Linked DNA regions of Homo sapiens: region 1 is linked to region 2. A link is a loop called in an ENCODE intact Hi-C map of the cell type or tissue named here. Cell type or tissue: heart right ventricle. All regions are shown on one strand.

Region 1 (5,000 bases), 76 kb before region 2:
ATTTGGTAAAGTAACAAATGGTAGCTTCTCTAGTAGTAACAGAACTCCTAACTAGAACATTGAAATGCTATTTTTGACCAGGCATGGTGGCTCACACCTGTAATCCCAGCACTTTGGGAGGCCGAGGTGGGTGGATCACCAGGTCAAGAGATGGAGACCATCCTGGCCAATATGGTGAAACCCCATCTCTACTAAAAATACAAAAATTAGCCAGCCGTGGTGGCGGGCGCCTATAGTCCCAGCTACTCGGGAGGCTGAGGCAGGAGGATCACTTGAACCTGGGAGGCGGAAGTTGCAGTGAGGCGAGATCGCGCCGCTGCACTCCAGCCTGGGCGACAGAGTGAGACTCTGTCTCAAAAAAAAGGAAAAAAAATGCTATTTTTATGTGAATTTAGGGATTGTTTTTAATAGCTTCTAATGCTGATTAGAGTCTGGTGGAATGAGTATTTTTGCGAATTATTAAATTTTAGCATTAACAATTTTTACAACCTTCTCAGAAAGCAATTTGTTACCTTTTAACATAGTTCTAGGAATTTCTCTTAAGGGAATAATGTAAAATGTGAAAGGTTGTATGCATGAAGTTATTTTTTATAGAATTATTTATAATTGGGCAAAATTAGAAGTTGTTTAAATATCCAGAAGTAGATGAACAATTAAATTATGGAAGCTCTATTAGATGAAACATGATGCATTCATTTAAAAATAATAGTGAAAAGAATTCGAGGTTGCAGTGAGCTATGATTGCGTCACTGCAGTCCAGCCTGGGCAACAGAGCAAGACCTTGTCTGTAGAAATAAAAAAAAATTAAAAATAATGGTTAAGTGTAAGCAGCAGCGTGGAAAAGTGAATGATGCAGTATTATAGTGGAATAAAAGCAAATTTTATTATGATCAAAACTTTATAAGATAATACATATCCTTTCATCCTTAAGGGAAAAAAGACTGAAAAAATTTATCAAAATGTTTGTGATGTGAGGTTTTTAGTGATATTTTCCTCCCTCTTGCTAATAGAATTATCTACATTGTATATGGTCTCATAATGTCCCTTCTAAAACACAGATTTGACTATGTCATTCCTTTGCTTATCGCTCACCCACCCTAACACATACAACAATTACTATTAGGCAGATTCAAAATTGATTAGCTTGATATTCAAGACCTATCACAGCCTTTTTCTCCAGACAACTATCTAGCCTGGACCCCTACATAACTTTTAATTTTCTGTATCTTTGCTTATGCTATTTTCTCTGGCTGAAATACCCTTCCCTTCCCATTTTCCACCTGATAAAAGTCCATTTCTCCTTCAGGGCTAAGCTCAAATGTTAACCCCTTCCTCCCCCCTTTTTTTAATTTTCTTTAGAGACAGGGTCTCACTCTGTCACCCAGGCTAGAATGCAGTGGCACCATCATAGTTCACTGCAGCCTCAAACTCTTGGGCTCAAGTGATTCTCCTGCCCCAGCCTCCTGGGTAGCTAGGACTACAGGCGCCTTCCACCATGCCCAGCTAAAGTTTTAAATTTTGTTGTAGAGACAGGGTCTTGTTATGTTGCCCAGGCTTGTCTCAAACTCCTAACCTCAAGCGATCCTCCTACTCCTACCTCGGCCTCACAAAGTGCTGTAATTACAGGCAGAAGCGACTGCACCTGGCTTATTACTCCTTCTTGAAGCCTTTACTCTCCAACTCTTCTTACAAATCGCTCAGTTTTGCCTCTTTTTTAGGTCCTCCCAGTATGGTCCTTATCACATTGTAATAATAGATTTTTTTTTCAATACAGGAATTGCATGTAGTATCTCCAGTGATTGTTTGGCAACTAATAGGCATTCAATACGTGAGTAGAAATTGGTTAACTGTTAACACTTCTGTTACAGGGGCGTTTATGCAATGAGCCTTTGGATATGTACAGTTACTTGCACAACCAAGGGATTGGTGTTTCACTTGCTCAGTTCTATATCTCATGGGCAGAAGAATATGAAGCTAGAGAAAACTTTAGGAAAGCAGATGCGATATTTCAGGAAGGGATTCAACAGAAGGCTGAACCACTAGAAAGACTACAGTCCCAGCACCGGTAAACTTTCTTTGGAGCTTGTCTTAACTCTAAAAATAATAGAAATAAATTATCTCTTTTTTGCATCTGAATAAAGTGCTTTCTGGTGGATTGGCATGTTAAGTTTACTTAGTTACTATTCAATTTTTTTAAAGATATATTTTAAAAATTTTATTTATCATAGAGTAAAATCCACTCTTTGGTATATGGTACTAGGAGTAAAAAGACTTGTGATCATCATCATTAACAAGATACAGAATAATTTCACACCCCCCAAAAGAATTCCCTTTGTAATTAGTACCTATGCTGAACCCAAACCCCTGGCAAACACTGATTTATTCTCCAGCCTGTGGTTTTGCCTTTTCCAGACTGCCATATAAATGGAATCGTATAATATATAGCCTTTTGAGTTTGGCCTGTTTGATTTAGCATAATGCATTTGAGTTGTAAAAGTTCTTTATAGATTGTAAGTATAAGCCTTTGTCAGATATGTGATTTGAAAATATTTTCTCTCAGCTTAAGCCTGGTCTGTTCATTTTCTTAACTGTCTTTTTTAGAACAGAAGTTTTTAATTTTAAAGAAGTCTAATTTACAAGTTTTTCTTGTATGGATCGTGCTTTTGATGTTGTGTCTGAGAATTTTTTGTCTAGCCAAAGATTGTTACAGAGATTTTCATCTTCAAGTTTTCATCTTCAAGTTTTATAATTTCACTTTTTACATTTAGATCCCTGATCCATTTTGAGTTAATTTTTGTAGAGGATAGAGGTTAAGGTTCTTTTTTAGCATATTAATGTTCATTTGTTCCAATGCCAATTGTTGAAAAGACTAACCTTTCTCCATTGAATTGCCTTTATACCTTGATTTTTAAAAAATCAGTTGATCATATTCATGTAGGTTTATTTCTATTATTCTATTTTTTCTACCGATGTACGTGTCTATCCATTAGTGTTTACCATGCTATCTAGATTACTATACCTTTTATAGTAAGTCTAGAAATCAGATAAAATGAGTCCTCTAACTTTATTCTTATATTTAACTCTGGTAGTTCATTTGACTTTCTATATAAGTTTTAGAATCAGCTTTCTGGGATTTTGATTAGGATTATACAGGAATATGGTATAATTCTCCATTTATTTAGGCTTTTTTTTTTTTAAGTAAACTTTGGTAGATTTTTGTCTTTCAAGGAATTGATCCATTCATCCAAGTTAATGAGTTTGTGGGCATAGAGTTGTTCATAATATTCCCTTATTATGCTTTTAATGTCTGTAGGTTATATAGTGATTCTCCCTTTCTCCTGATACTGGTAATTTATGTCTTCTCAGTCTGGCTTGGATATCAATTTTACTGATTGTTTTAGAAAACCAGCTTTTGGGTTCATTTCATTGATTTTTTTTTTTTTTCTCTTAATGATTTTCTGTTCTTAATTTTATTTCTGCACTTTATTTCTTCCCGCTTGCTTTGGATATAACTTGCTCTTCTTTTTGTAGTTTAAGGTGAAAGCCTAGATCACTGATTCTAGACCTTTCTCTTTTTCTAATATAAGCATTTAATGCTCTAAATTCCCTTCTAAGCACTGCTTTAGTTGTATCCCACAAGTTGTGATATACTGTATTTTCATTTTAATTTAGTTCAAAATATTTTCTAGCTTACCCCGTGTCTTCCTTTTGACCCATGAGTTACTTAGAAGTGTATTACTTCAGTTAGGAAGTGTTTTTGGATTTTTCAGATATCTCTGTTATTGATATCTAGTTTAATTCCATAGTGGTCAGAGAACATAAGGTATATGGTTTCAAGTCTTAAATTTGTTAAGGTTTGTTTTATCACCCAGATTATGGTTTATCTTGGTGAATGCTTCATGTACACTTGAAAAATATGTGTATTCTGTTTTTTAGAGTGTAATATTCTGTAAATATAATTTAGGGCAAGTTGACTGGTAGTCTGTTCTGGTCTTCTGTATCATTGATGACTTTCTGTCTACTTGTTATATCAATTACTAAGAAGGGTTTTGAAGCCTCTTTGTGATTTTGTCTATTTCTTTTAGTCCCATCAGTTTTGCCTAATATATTTTGAAGTTCTTTTAGATGCATAAACATTTAGAATTGACCCCTGTATCATTATATAATGTCTCCCTTTATCCCTGATAATACTCCTTATTCAGAAGTCTACCTGGTCTGATATTAGTACAGCTATTCCAGCTTCCTTTTTGTTTGCATGATACATCTTTTCCCTTTCTTTACTTTTTAAAAACCACATTAAAAAAAAACCACTCTTAGAGTTGTATAATCATCATTACAATCTAATTTTAGAACATTTTTAACACCCTAAAATGAACCCCATGCCCATTAGCAGTCACTCTCCATTCCTACTTACCTCGCTCCTAGGCAACCACTACTCTGCTTTTTGTCTCTATGGATTTGCTTATTCTGGACATTTTAGTTAAATGGAATCCTACAATACATGGTCTTTTGTGATTGGCTTCTTTTACTTAGCATACTATTTCCTTTTTTTTTTTCCAGGGAGGGAAGGGTGGAACAGGGATTTTCAGCATACTGTTTTCAAGGTTCATCATAAATGAACATAGTTGTGACATGTATCAGTACTTTATTCCTGTTTATTGCCGAATGATATTCCATCATATGAATATTATTTATCCATTCATCAGTTAGTGAACATTTAGGTTGTTTGCACCTTCTGGCTATTACAAAATAATACTGTTATATTTGCGTAACAGGTTTTTGTGTCATTTTCTTTTTACCCTTTTGTTAAGCTAGTTGAATTTAGCAGTGGAGGGTTATATACCAACTTTAGTGACACTTATGTTAATTAGCTTCTTTAACTTTTAACCTATGTCTTTATATTTTTTAAGTGGGTTTCTTATACACAGCAAATAGTTGGGTCTTGTTTTTTCTGTGAACTCTAACAATATCTTTTTTGTTATGTTGAGACCATTTAATAG
Region 2 (5,000 bases):
CAAAAGTACTGCTTGGAGCTGTGATTTGGGTATATAAGGCATTTGTAGTCAAAGAAAATAATTCACATATGCATTCATGAATCAGTAAAAATAATTTAGGGTGTCGATTCTAGGTTAGACAATATAATGCTTTCATTCTAGCTTTGGTTCATGGTTCATTTCAAATCCTCAGCAACCAATCTCTGCCACCTCCACGCAGCACATTCTGCTTCTGCAGCCAGCATTCGACCAGTGTACCCATGTCCTTGGGTAACGAATCTGTGGGGGGAGCCATTCTGGTATCACCTGGTCCCCCTCCCACTGCCCCCTCATCCAAGGCCTAGCAGTCAGCTTCCTGGGTGACCACAGGAGGTCAGAGTTTGTCTAAGCGGGTCAGGCCTACAGTATTGTCCACTCAGAGGAAAGAGAAAGAATCCGCGTGGGAAAGACACAAAGAGGAGGAGGAGGAGGCGACAGAGTAAGGGGAGGAGAACAGAAACTAAATATAAATATGTGTTGGGGATGTTGGGGATGGCAGCAGGGTATGGTTAGCTGGCTGGCTCCCACACCACTGTCCCACAGCACAGAGGGCCAGCATCTGCACCTGGCACCATGCTTTCCCTAGGAAAGCCGAGGGCATTGGGCTTGTGGTGCAGCCACACAGGGTACAGACCTGTTTGGGACTGTCAGGTTCCCACGGGTTGCCTGAGCTCTATTAGGTGGGCGCCTTAGAGTAAATTGTGTGAAACCAATACAGCCTATAATGCAAAAGATTGAGCCGTGAGTAGATTGATGCGTCTAAAGAATCAGTGAACAAAAATAAGTGGCCATAGTGACCTCAGTTAATCATTGAAGTCTGAGGTGCCCAACAATGATTTTTAAAATCCCTGCACTGTCCTTGGTCCCCGCTCTGTGACACTGGCAGTCACCCAGCCACCACTTGACGGCAGCCATTTGGAGTCCACATGTACTGAGTTTCCAAGCCAGAACTTCCTCAGCACTCAGCCAGAACACAGCCTTTCTCTGGGGGCCCAAGACAAGGAGAGCAAAGGTCTTCTCACTTCTTTATCTGGGGAAGAGATGAGTGATTCCTGTCCCTTCCCCCAGTATAGAAAACACCCTGTACCCCAAAAGAAACATGGCACAGGGGCAGCCAGGAGTGAGCCCCTTGGAATGGCCATTCTGATCTTAGGCAGGGACTGCTGAGGACAAGCAGAGGATGCCGACTCTGGGACAAAATCACAGGCGGAGGGGCTCCGAAACAGGCCCTAGCCGCTCTGGGGGTGCGGGTCTCCTGCCCTAGGACTCTCAGGCTAGAAAGTCCTCAGGACTCAGGACTGCGCAAGGGCTGACAAGGGAACTGGAATCCCTTAAATCCCGCTTTCCTGCCTGCGCAAGGGGCTACCCCAGCACAGTCTTGGGGCCCTGTCCACATGGGACAGATCATCCAAGGTGACAGGTTTTCCGACTCCCGCGTGGGCTCTCCAGGATGTGTGGGTGGGCACACGCGGCCCGCTCAGGTCCGGGAGAGTCGGCCCGCGGCTCTGGAGCGTGCATCTGCGATGCCAGTGAACGAGGTGATTACACACAGCCGGCGCTCAGCTGATTCTCCAGGTCGGGTCTCCGCGAGGCGGCCACTGGGCCGTGGAGCCGCAGGCAGGTCCCCGCGGCTGTGGCCAGGCCAGGGCCCGGAGGCGAAGGGCGGGCGGGAACTGGGGCCAAGCAGGTGGAGAGAAAGAGTTGAGCAGCACGGCGCCCCTCGGGCAGAGGGGCTCCTGGCCAAGGCCCCAGCGACACTTGGCAACTTCTCCCGCGCTCTGGGTTCGCCGCCGCGTCCTACCTGAGGCCACACCCTGAAATCAAAATCGCGGTCAGGTGAAGCCGGCGCTGCACCAACGTGTAAGCGCGGCCCCTCCTCGGCGTTCCCGCGCCGAGGTCCCTCCCGCGGAGGGCGGGCCCGGCTCCCACGACCTCTTCGAGCGTTCCTGGGCTTCCCGCTCCGCAGGTGGGTTCCCCGGCTGCCCCGGAGGTTCGCGGCGAGAGGACGGGCCTCCCAACACGCGCAGCCCCCTTCCTGGGTGCCCATGCCCCGAAGTTCGGGACCAGCCGGCGCCAGGCGAGGGGCCTTGGGCGCAGGCATCTGGAGCTCCGCGTCCCTGGAGCGGGACCTCCCTCCGCGGGCGCCCGCCCGGCGCGGGGCATTCGCGTCCCCGAGAGGGCGCAGCAGTGGGGCCTGCGAGCTGGGGCCGGGTGGCCGCGCCGGGTCGGAGTGTGGCTGGAGAGGGGCCGCCCCGGAAGCGGTGCTGCGCCCAACGTCCCCTTCTCCCCGTAAGCCCCGCAAGGAGCCTGCCGCCTCTTGCACCTGAGCCAGGAGTTCAGTCGGGAGGCGGGCGCGGAGCGGTTCCCAGCGCCTGGACGTCAGCCAGTCGCAACACCCGCGGGAACACTTGCTACATTTGCCATAATGCATTTCTGATCTGTTTCCGCGCAGGCCTGCGGAGGACTGGCCCAGCAAGGTCCCAGGTCTTCCCTCTCCTCAGCGCCTAAGAGAGAGGCCCAGTGCGGGTGAGGAGTCGCGAGGAAGAGGCGGAAGGCGCCGGAAGGTGAGTGAGCGAGCGGCCCCCGGCCCTAGAGCCTTCTGCACCCATTTTGAAGAGCAGGCAGGGAGGGACAGTGGGCAGGCAGGTGGCCCTCCTGGGCTGGCTCCTTCCTGGTACTGCTAGGCAGCGGAGGTGGTCCCTTCCAGGTGCCGTCTCTCGATCCTTAGTGGGTGCATGTTAAGTCACTTACACCACTTTGCCCCATGGCCCCACGGTAGGCTGGTAGACGTCAAGACCTCAAATGGCCCGCCCTGCCCCCGGGCCCATCTTCAGGTCTGATGCCTGTCCTGGGTGAGGGTGTCACCGCGGCAGAGTGCAGGGAATTCATGCCGGGGAAGAGGTTCCCAAACAGGAAGGGTGGTGGCAGGCCCAGTGGCTGTGCAGGGCAGGGTGGGAGGCAGCCGTGGGAGACTCCCGCAGGAGTTACAGGTGAAGCTGCCGCTCCACACATCCCAGCCCACCGCTCATTCCCCAGATCTCCAGACCTGCTCAGGTGGCATCCGATCTGGAGTGTAGGTGCTGCTGGGAGCACTGGAGGCTAAGCCATGAAGAGCTCCCAGGGTGTAGGTTGCGTTTTCTGTATCTTGCCCCATTCTGGTGGTTTTTTGGGGGCTTTTCTGACTTGTTTTTCTGGGTGAAGGGGGCAGAGGGGCTCAGGTCTGTGTCCATGCTCGTTTTTGGTGGCCGGTGTGGCATAGGTTGCCGCATTGGATAAGAAAACGCCTGGTTCCATGCAAGGTGAGGTTCAGCCTGCAGTGCCATGAATTCTCCTCCATAGTATATAGGACAGTGGCCGAAGACACATTTGGAACCGAAGAGAGTGGGGTTTGAATCTATCCAGACTTTGCCTTTGACTCCTTAGACAAGTTGCTTCACTTCTCTACAAACTTATAAATGGCCTCATCTGTAAAATGGGAATGCGAATGCCTTCCTCCTCATTAGGCGGTTGTGGGGAGTAACTGCCTCATCAGCCTCCAGCTGCTATGTTGGGAAGGGCTAAGCCACTCCAAGTTCTCCCATCCTGGAGAGCTTTGAGGGCAGTCTGGCTGTTTGGCAAGCTATTGTCAGAGGGTATTAGAGCAAAGCAATAGGAATAAAGTAAAGGTAGGGGTCCTTGGAGGGCGAGTAGTGAGAGACCCTAATTCAGGGTCTCTGGACCTCGTGGTGACCCAGGGAAGGGGCCATTCCTGGAAGAGGATCTGGCTTGGGCATCAGAAACAGCAGCGCCCCCTGCACATCACACATGTTCATGTGTTCATGGGTGACCCTGGAACCTCAACTGTTGCCTGGGATAGAGGGAGCCTCTGGCTTGAGCTTCCAGTCCCATCTCTGTTCTGCATAGCTGTGTGATCCAGAGCAGGTCACTTGACTTCTCTGGGCACTGGGCATTGTGGATGAGCCTGGAGTTTGGAGTCGGAGAGATCTGACTTTGAATCCCAGCTCCACACTTACTGTCTTGGACAATTACTTCTCTCTGAGCCTCAGTTTCTTCATCTGTAAAACAGAGCTCGCAGTAGCTACAATTAGCCATTAGATGTACTAATAAAAAGCACCTAGCACAGTCTATCCATGTGGTGGGCACTTTATAAGCATACCTTTCTTTTCTTGCCTCCTCCTTCTCTCTCCAGCTCCCTGCTGTCTTTAAAATGGGCCCAGGAAAGCAGGTTCAGCCCAACTCACAATGGTGTTGTGAGTGTAAAGTTGTGAGTGTTAAGGAGGTGAAATAGAGGTCTGGAAAGTTAAGAGCTGTAGAAAAAAAGGCAATCTTGTGATTAGGGATGCCAGAGGTTCCTTCTGCTTAGCATAGGGTTCCAATGCCAGAGGTTCCAATGCTTAGCATAGGGTCCTAGCTAGGCATTGAGGACCCTATGCTAAGGACTCAGACCTCTGTGTGCAGAGGCTGTTGAGAATCTAGGGTAGGCCGGGCGCGGTGGCTCACGCCTGTTGACACAAGTGACTGAATGAGCTGTATTACTGTATTCTTTTAAACAGCAGCCCATTATCTCTCCCCTGGGGATTCACTGGGGCCAGTGGTATGGGAATAGTGACAAAGGCAGAGAGCCCAAACATTTTGGCAGGTTGCATGTCATGCTGTCTGCCCTGGCCCATGCTGCATCTGTCTGGGTCCCTCAAGTGGGACAGCAGAGCCTCAGGGTCCTGCTCATCCTCCCAGGGCCTCTCCGCACTTCAGCACACTGACCCTGAGCAGGTTGTTTGAATCTTGTGGGCATCCACATGAGGGCCACAACCTGCGTCTAGGACCCTCCTCCCCCGCAGGTGACAGCTGAGCAGAAAAGCAGATGAAATTTCCTTCCCCCGTGTATTTTGGGAGCCAGGATAGGGTGCTGGGGTGCCACCTCTCCTGACTCTCAAGTCACGTGAAGAGGAGCAGATGGCAGACTCGGACCCCAGTAGAGGCTG

What was found. A loop is a pair of places that touch in the nucleus more often than their neighbours do. Peaks named below come from ENCODE experiments on the same cell type or tissue, not always from the same donor. Only the 100,000 strongest peaks of a DNase experiment are listed, where the experiment ranks them.
Region 1: a loop joins it to region 2, with 2.8 times the contacts of the local background. A loop is called at or near these places in 1 of 110 quality-filtered maps.

What each region holds. Positions count from the first base shown.
Region 1 is chr15:40,174,609-40,179,608 of GRCh38, forward strand. BUB1B (BUB1 mitotic checkpoint serine/threonine kinase B) reads left to right here. Exons shown (of 23, transcript NM_001211.6): 5 at 1,869-2,065. All of the region lies in intron 2 of LOC107984763 (a long non-coding RNA gene), which reads right to left. Among named protein-coding and RNA genes, the nearest start is that of BUB1B, 16 kb to the left of the region's middle. In heart right ventricle, no CTCF peak of the experiment used is centred here; no DNase peak of the experiment used is centred here.
Region 2 is chr15:40,250,708-40,255,707 of GRCh38, forward strand. BUB1B-PAK6 (BUB1B-PAK6 readthrough) reads left to right here. Exons shown (of 10, transcript NM_001128629.3): 2 at 2,471-2,582. PAK6 (p21 (RAC1) activated kinase 6) reads left to right here. Exons shown (of 11, transcript NM_001395430.1): 3 at 2,471-2,582. PAK6-AS1 (PAK6 antisense RNA 1) reads right to left here and starts at 2,252. Exons shown (of 2, transcript NR_168270.1): 1 at 1,951-2,252; 2 at 1-1,832. RefSeq lists a silencer at 2,234-2,323. In heart right ventricle, no CTCF peak of the experiment used is centred here; a DNase peak (open chromatin) is centred at 2,370; H3K4me3 peaks cover 1,697 bases; H3K27ac peaks cover 811 bases; H3K27me3 peaks cover 3,019 bases.